Linked DNA regions of Homo sapiens: region 2 is linked to region 1. A link is a contact called in ENCODE POLR2A ChIA-PET data. All regions are on one chromosome and are shown on one strand. The core of a region is the stretch at or near the end of the contact, and the rest is flanking DNA. Distances in the headings are between cores, read along the strand shown. Region 1 holds the start of NKRF (NFKB repressing factor). Region 2 overlaps LAMP2 (lysosomal associated membrane protein 2).

The links. ChIA-PET counts read pairs that join two places held with the same protein, here RNA polymerase II (POLR2A).
Region 2: POLR2A ChIA-PET joins it to region 1 with 32 read pairs in OCI-LY7. The contact joins the enhancer-like site here to the promoter of NKRF in region 1. POLR2A ChIA-PET finds 5 or more read pairs at or near these places in 4 of 52 experiments (BJ, H1, OCI-LY7 and 1 more).

What each region holds. Positions count from the first base shown.
Region 1 is chrX:119,604,235-119,607,891 of GRCh38, forward strand. NKRF (NFKB repressing factor) reads right to left here and starts at 2,190. Exons shown (of 4, transcript NR_163972.1): 1 at 1,497-2,190. RefSeq lists a silencer at 1,724-1,773 and an enhancer at 2,314-2,423.
Region 2 is chrX:120,455,685-120,459,427 of GRCh38, forward strand. LAMP2 (lysosomal associated membrane protein 2) reads right to left here. Exons shown (of 9, transcript NM_002294.3): 2 at 967-1,085. Among named protein-coding and RNA genes, the nearest start is that of LAMP2, 12 kb to the right of the region's middle. Within about 2 kb of position 1,492, at least 8 of the 41 ENCODE cell types and tissues checked have a DNase peak (open chromatin) inside an H3K27ac peak, as active enhancers do; they include OCI-LY7, where a contact is called at or near this core.

The sequences.
Region 1 (3,657 bases), core at 940-3,439:
GGTAAGATTTATTATTAACACAAAGGATAGTTATCCTCATTTAAGTTTTTGTTTTTATTTTAAGGATTCAGATTTCCGACAGCCTTCTGTGATATTATGGAGACTTACGATTATAGGATAAAGGTAACTTTTGAACTCAAGAACAACACTGTTAGGCAAAGGTCAAGTAGATTTATCTGACTTGTTCAATAACTAAGGCTTCTTCAGTTGTAACCAGTTCCTCCTAATCATTATCTCTGGAGGTAGAAATTATGCTAACCTTGAGAAGACAGAAAAGTAATGTCTGTGATGAGAGCAAAGTATATCACACTGAATGCCATGTTCAATAATTAAGGGCAGGAGGAGACAATCCTATTTTTCTGCATCTGTTACAGTCACTCCTGGAACTGAACTGGCCAAAATTGACATGATCATATTCCAGAATCTCTCACCCTTCCTGATTTAAAAAAAAACAAAAACAAAAACAAAAACAAAAAACTATGATTGCAGGAATGTCAAAAGAAGTCGTCTCCCAATCTATCAAAGAATGAATAGTCTAGTATAGGGCCGATTTAGGGGTTCTGAAGGACAGAGGTCCAAGTAGCCTCTTCAAAAAAAAAAAACAAACAAAACACGCTGCGTTGGAACCATACTGCAGTCTCCATTGAATGCAAAGAGCTTTCAAAGAGGCCTGTTCAAAACGTCACCAGGTTCTAGGAAAGGGGGGAAAAACAAACACACACACACCCCCACCCCCACCACAGACACACACACCTAAAACCTCACTCAGAGCCAAATGTTAATCCTTCTGATCCCATTTAGGGTAAAAAGAGGGCAATCCATTTTTACAGTAGATATATCCATTTCTTTGTTTGAGTCCAGACACATTATGCGCAAATCTACAAGCAAGGCTGACGCTGCTGCGGCTCAGAGAGCTGATACGTACCGCCTCCCCAGGAGAAGACAGTAAGACCCTGCTAGGGGGCTGCAAGTAGAGGGGGGTATTTAAGAGGAATGGAAAAAGAGAGTGGTCAGGAGGAGACTAGAACAGTGGGGTCCCCTCGCCCTTCCCCCACAACTCCAACTGTCGAATATATTCTCTGCGGATACTGCATCCTTGGAAGGCCCTACGCAGGTCCGAGATGCTGCTATTCATCATTCCCCACGTCCTCTAATACCGCCACCAACTACAATGACCACCTCTCAATAATCCTCTTCTAGGCGCTGCTTCATCTCCATCCCTGGTCCTGGAGAGGCCGCTTCCGCGATCTCTGCACCCTCCTAGCTGTTATGTCATGCCCAGCCACCACAGTCGGCCACCCCACCCCCAGGCCAATAGTGATCCCTCTAGTGCCCTCCAGCACCTCCAAATCTCCAGCCTCCAACCTATCCTCCGCATCCCGCCCCCGTCCCTATCCCAACCACCATCATCGATCCCTCCAGCGCCGTCCCTAACCCGATCCCCCATCACCGATCTCTCACCCCCGTCCCTAACCCGACACCCACACCTTCCTCACCTGCAGCCCAGGAAGACGTGGTTGGTCCAGGCGGCGGAGAGCGCGAGGAGCTGGTCGAGGGCAGCCCCGGGATAGCTGTGCAGGTGCCGACAGATGAAGCTGCGCCGCAGAGCCCACTGCCAGTCACTTTCGTGGCTATAGCGCCACTGCTCCAGCACTGGCTCGGGCGGGGGCGGCGGGAGGGGCGGCAGCGGCGGCGGCGGGAGGGGGGGCAGCGGCGGCGCGACAGGAAGTCGCCCCCCAACAGCAGACGTCCTCCAGCCATCTTCTCCGCCCCCAAGCAGGGACCCCAGGGACGAAGCCGACTACGGACCGCGAGCTAGGCAGCTAGCAAGCGGGCGGAAACGGGGGGCCGGTGGGAGGGGCCGGGTAAGGAGGGGCGCGCTGAGGGGAGAAGATCAACTCTCGGGGGGACTGGAGTGTGTGCGTGGGGGCCACCGTTAGGAGGAAAAGAGGAGCACGAGCTCGCGTCCCGACACTGGGATGCACGTCCCCTACACTCCTCTAACTCGTGGAGGAGCAGAAGGGCTTCCGCCGCACTCACGCGCGAGCCGGGGAGGCCGAGTCAGGCTCCGCACCTCCACGGATCCGCAGACCCACGCACTGCGCGGAGAGCGATAAAAGACCCCAGCACGCTCTGCTCCCCTCCTCTAGGTTCTAGCCTACCTACCCGCGTGCCGTCCGGGGTTGTGAGGCCAGTGCGCTTGCGCCGCGGCTGTTCCCTAACTTCCAAATCCCGTCGCAGAATCTCGCGCGACGTACTTTTTTCCCTCCAGTGACGACTACGGGCCTTTGACGCACTACGGTGACAAGCGGAGGGCGGGGACTCCAGAAAGGGAATTTAGGAAGGTTCTCTGAGGTTCGAGAATATGGTTAGAAGGTGCCCTCAGATGAATGTTGGTAGCCCACGGCTCGTCTGACGCTTTTCCCTGGATTTTTAAGCGGCGCGACAGTGAGACCATGTTCCTTGTAAGGGATTTAGGTCTGCACTGGACTTTACATTAAAACAAAACAAAACAGTCAGCTCCCCGAGGTGCCTTTTCTTCAGAGAGTAGCTTGAAATGCTCTGTGCATCGTGCATCATTAGCTTTGTGTAATAGCTTACTGCGGAAACGTAGTAAAAATGAAACACTTGCCAAGAAAATCATCCACAGCGCCGCTTCTCAAGTTAGCCAGTTTCAAGTCCATACTGTATCCCAATTACGAACACAGATACTGTTTACACAGTTCTGATCACGATTGCAAGTCTGTATTTCACGTATCAACTTAAGTGCAAAAGATTACAAGATACAAAAGGGGCCCACAGAAGAGGGTACTGCAAGGTAGAGCCGCTCAATCACTGTAGCCAAATGTATCACTCCACCCGGAGTCAGCTTCACTCAATAACTTCAGTCCCTATCTGCCAACCTGTGTCACGAAAGCAGTTAATCAATGAGTGTCTGTCGGCGGGAATTTACACAGCACCTACTGTGTGCTCAATACAGCAAGAGTACAAAAAAGAAGGAAAGAAAGTGGGTTTTCTCTGTTGTCCTGGAATTGACTACAATCTTGGTGGGGAGAAATAGCCCTGCATAAAACTAAATGTTCCACCAGGAGCCGGACCATTGGATGAGGTGGCTTTAACACACTACCATCTTTAACTCTTTAATGACGTATTTCTAATTATATGACACTTTATGTTAGGGGTGTATTAGACTGAGAGGAGCAGAAGATAACAGCACTTTACACACTTTCATAATTTATTTCCACGTCTGTCTTTCTCCGTGGTGGGCATTCATGTTTATTGGGGTAACAATCGAAATGTTTTTAAAAAGTTCACAAGGTGATACATGCTGTGAAGAAAATAAAACAGGCTGGGTGCGGTGGCTCACGCCTGTAATCCCAGCACTTTGGGAGGCCGAGGCAGGAGGATTACTTGAGGTCAGGAGTTCGAGACCAGCCTGGCCAACATGGTGAAACCCCTGTCTCCACTAAAAATACAAAAATTAGCCGGGCGTGGTGGCAGGCGCCTGTAATCCCAGCTACTCCGGAGGCTGAGGCAGGAGAATCGCTTGAACCCGGGAGGCAGAGGTTGCAGTGAGCCAATATCGCGCCACTACACTCCAGCCTGGGCAACAGAGTGAGACTCTGTTTCAAAAAAAAAAGAAAGAAAGAAAACAGA
Region 2 (3,743 bases), core at 242-2,741, 850 kb after region 1:
CCTTTGCCTGGTTTGCTGTGTAAACCAGTCCCTGATTCTTCTGCTACATACCACTCCTCTGGATAAATTCGTGTATGTCTAAAAAGAAAAGGAAAACTGGCTTGAGCTGCTGTTCTTAAACTGATTTTTTAAAAAATTAGGTTGTAAGTAGTGAGGACCTTAACAAAAAGAAAATAAGAAGGCAAAGGAATTAAGAGGAGATGTCAAAAAGGGGGAGATTTTAGTGTTAGGTTGGTGCAAAAGTAATTGCAGTTTGTGCCAAAAAAAAAAATCGCTTACTTAGGTTGGTGCAAAAGTAATTGTGGTTTGTTCCTTTAATGGCAATTACTTTTGTACCAACCTAAGTAAGCGATTTTTTTTTTTTTTGAGATAGAGTCTCGCTCTGTTGCCCAGGCTGGAGTGCAGTAGCACAATCATGGCTCACTGCAGACTCAACCTCCTGAGCTCAAGCAATCCTCCAGCCTCGGCCCAGCGAGTGGCTGGAGGTACATGTGTGTGCCACCATGCCTGGCTAATTTTTAAAGTTTTTTTGTAGAGATGAGGTCTCACCATGTTGCCCGGGCTGGGTTCAAGCAATCCTCCTGCTTTGGCCTTCCAAAATGCTGGGATCACAGGCATGAGCCACCATGCCCAGATGGGAAGCTGCTTTTTAAAAGGGCAAGCTTTGGTGCTAGTACATTTTAAACACTTTACAGAAATACTTAGACCTGAACACCATATAGTCGTCTTCAGATCATTTGCCCTTAATCAAGTCCTACAAAAACTCCCAAGAACCAATGAATCAGAAGAAATATTCATTCTAACACTAAACAGAATAACTTCTGAGTGTGTATGCTTAAAAAAAATCCCAGAGTTTCAGCATTAAGTCAGTCAACGTGGAATTTCATTTGTATACGTGTATCTAAAGGATAAAGTCAATTAAATTCCTACTATAAAACTCAAAGAAAAATTAAAATATATACTTACATAAGTTTTATTTGTAGTTTCATAGCGTACTGTGAAATTCATCTGCCATTTTGCATAAAGGCAAGTGGCATTTTCTGAATCTGTCAAATTAAGTTCCAATGCATAAGACCGCACAGCTCCTGGATTCATTTAAAAAAATAATATTTTAAAATTGTACTACAAAAATTATATAAATTAAAAACAAGCTCTACCCACCACTGAAGTTCAACCAGCTCTAAAATGAAACAAAAGTATTTTATATCTATATATACACATACATATATATACATATATGTGTATATACATATATGTATGTGTATAGATACAGTATCCTGCTGACTGTTTTTCTTTGTATTTTTAACAGAATCCTATTGATAAAAAAGTTGGCATTATCCCTTACCAAAAGAATGGTTACTAGACCTAGGATGCTTAGGTCATGGCTCAGACTGGTGACATTTATTTGCCTTTTGCCTTCAAATAATCATTTCCACATGCATTTATACCTTACTAGTTTTGTTTTAGGCAATTACAGTTTGCCTGTTAGGACTTGTGGTTTTTGCGGTAAATGAGGTAAGAGGAAGCCTGGTAGGGGTGTAAAACTTCTCTCAAACCAGCTGGTGAAACATTCACTGCAAAAATAATGATAGATCCGATATTCTACCATCTTTTTGCTTTAAATCCTGTTGCAAGCTACATAATCTATGACACACGGATGTCTTCCCAAACGATTTTATTCTGATGTGATCAGATACTCTTTCTATCATGTAACCAAGGAAGCAGAGTTGCAAAGGGCTGTTAAATCCATGAGAAAAACATGAATTCTGATAAATGCAAAGTTCATCACTGTTTCACTTTAAAATCGAATTGATTAGAAAGGCTGATGAATTTTTTGACGCAAAGTTATTTCCTAAATTTTCAACCTGCTACCTCTTTAGGCAGAGAAATGTTACAGAGACAGAAAAGCCTTGGAACTTTTCAGCTAACATGGTGGATCTTCTACACTTAAACATAGAAACATTATCTATTAAACTGAAGAGCCCAAGGACTCAAAATACTAATTCAGAGGAGAAAAAATATCCCAGCAAACATGCCAGCAGCATAAATATTGGGCAACCATTTAAGGGATTTTCTTCACTGTATCACACATTACCCAAAGGGTAAGCTGTTTCCTGTTAAGATACTTGCATACTCTTTAATAATATCTGAGCAATCCACTGTCATCTACAGGTACAGACTTGCTATAGACTAGAGAAAAGTGCTAAGAGGAATATCAAGAAGGTATGCCTCAGCAACAGCTTTCAAGTTGTATAGAAGAGCCTATCGTCATGCTCTGGAGACCTGGCTGCTTTGCAAGCCAGAATATTATACTAAAGCTTGTGGTTACTGACAGTGACTAAATGCATTGGCTAAGGCTCAAAAAGACCTTGTGAGGCCTAAGTAGGTTTTATGATCATTCTTTTCTAAGTACAATACGGAAGGGAGCTGTTATACTTACTGATCCAAGGCTCCCTGCCATGGAGCCAAGAGCTCCAACTTACAATTTTAATGAACTGGAGGTTTGCTTTTTATATGCAGTCTTTTCTCGGTCTTGTTTAAGGTCTCTAGCTTTAGTATATTATTCTCCTTGTATTCAAAACATTCAAAAGTATTGAAAATTACCAAGAAAAGCCTCACATGTATTAATCATTTTCTTTCCAAATATATTAGAATAACAGGAAGAAGACCATGTAAAATAGTAATAGCATCGATAGCTTGCATCAATGTGTCTTAGGGTGTGAGAACTGACGTTTTATGAAACAAAAGGTAGAGGTTGTGGTTCAAACGTATCACTTAAAATTAAATTCAAGATAGTATACCTGGTGGCCCGTAAACAAGAGCTGAGAAACACCCTGAGGGTTCTGGCACACTCTGTTCCATTCCCTTCACAGCCTTTCTGCCTGAGTGCAATTCTTTCCACTTCTTGGTCCCCAACTCTAACTGCACAGGGACCACTTTTACTCAATATCTCTCACCTCAAACTCAGCAATTCCCAAACTAAAATTCATTCTTCTGCTTCCTCCAAACTGGGTCCCTCCTCAGCTTTGCTAGCTCTAAATGAAGAGTGGGATCAGTCACTCAAGCTCAGTTTCAGAAATAGCCTCTACTTCTTTCTCTTCAAGAAGTCCTATTGATTTTTTTCCTTCAAATCTTCTCTTAAATACAATCTTTGTCTTTTATTTCTACTCCCAATCTATCACCCCACACCTAAATTATGACAGAAAATGCCTAGATACCCCTAGAAGTGCTGCCAGATTAATAATCCTTAAGTACCATTTCCTTTTAGGACACTTTCTTGTTCAAAAACTTTTACTGGCTCCAACATTCCCATATGAAATTTAAATTCCTCTGCCTGACTTTCAAAGTAATCTTTAATCTTGTCCCATCCTATTCCTTCAACTTTTCTCAAACTATTTTCCCAGAGCACACCCTTTAATCCAGTTAAACTTGTTTCCACTGGGCTCAAATGCCATACTCTATTCAACCTCTACCCTGGGCTTCTATTGTTCCTAACACTTGAAATCTACTTTCTTCTATTGGCCTAAATGCTCACCTCAAAGATGGATTTTGCTCGCTTTTTGGCTGCCCCAAATCTGAAACACCCCTTGTCCCCTTGTTACAATTTCTGGCAGAAATCACCACCCACTATAAAAGCTGAAAACACTGGATACTTGCTTTCCCAGACTCCCTTGCAGTAAGGAGGACCACTTGTGCTAGGCTCTGCCTAACAAAGGTATCCACCCCACACTTTGAAAGGAGGG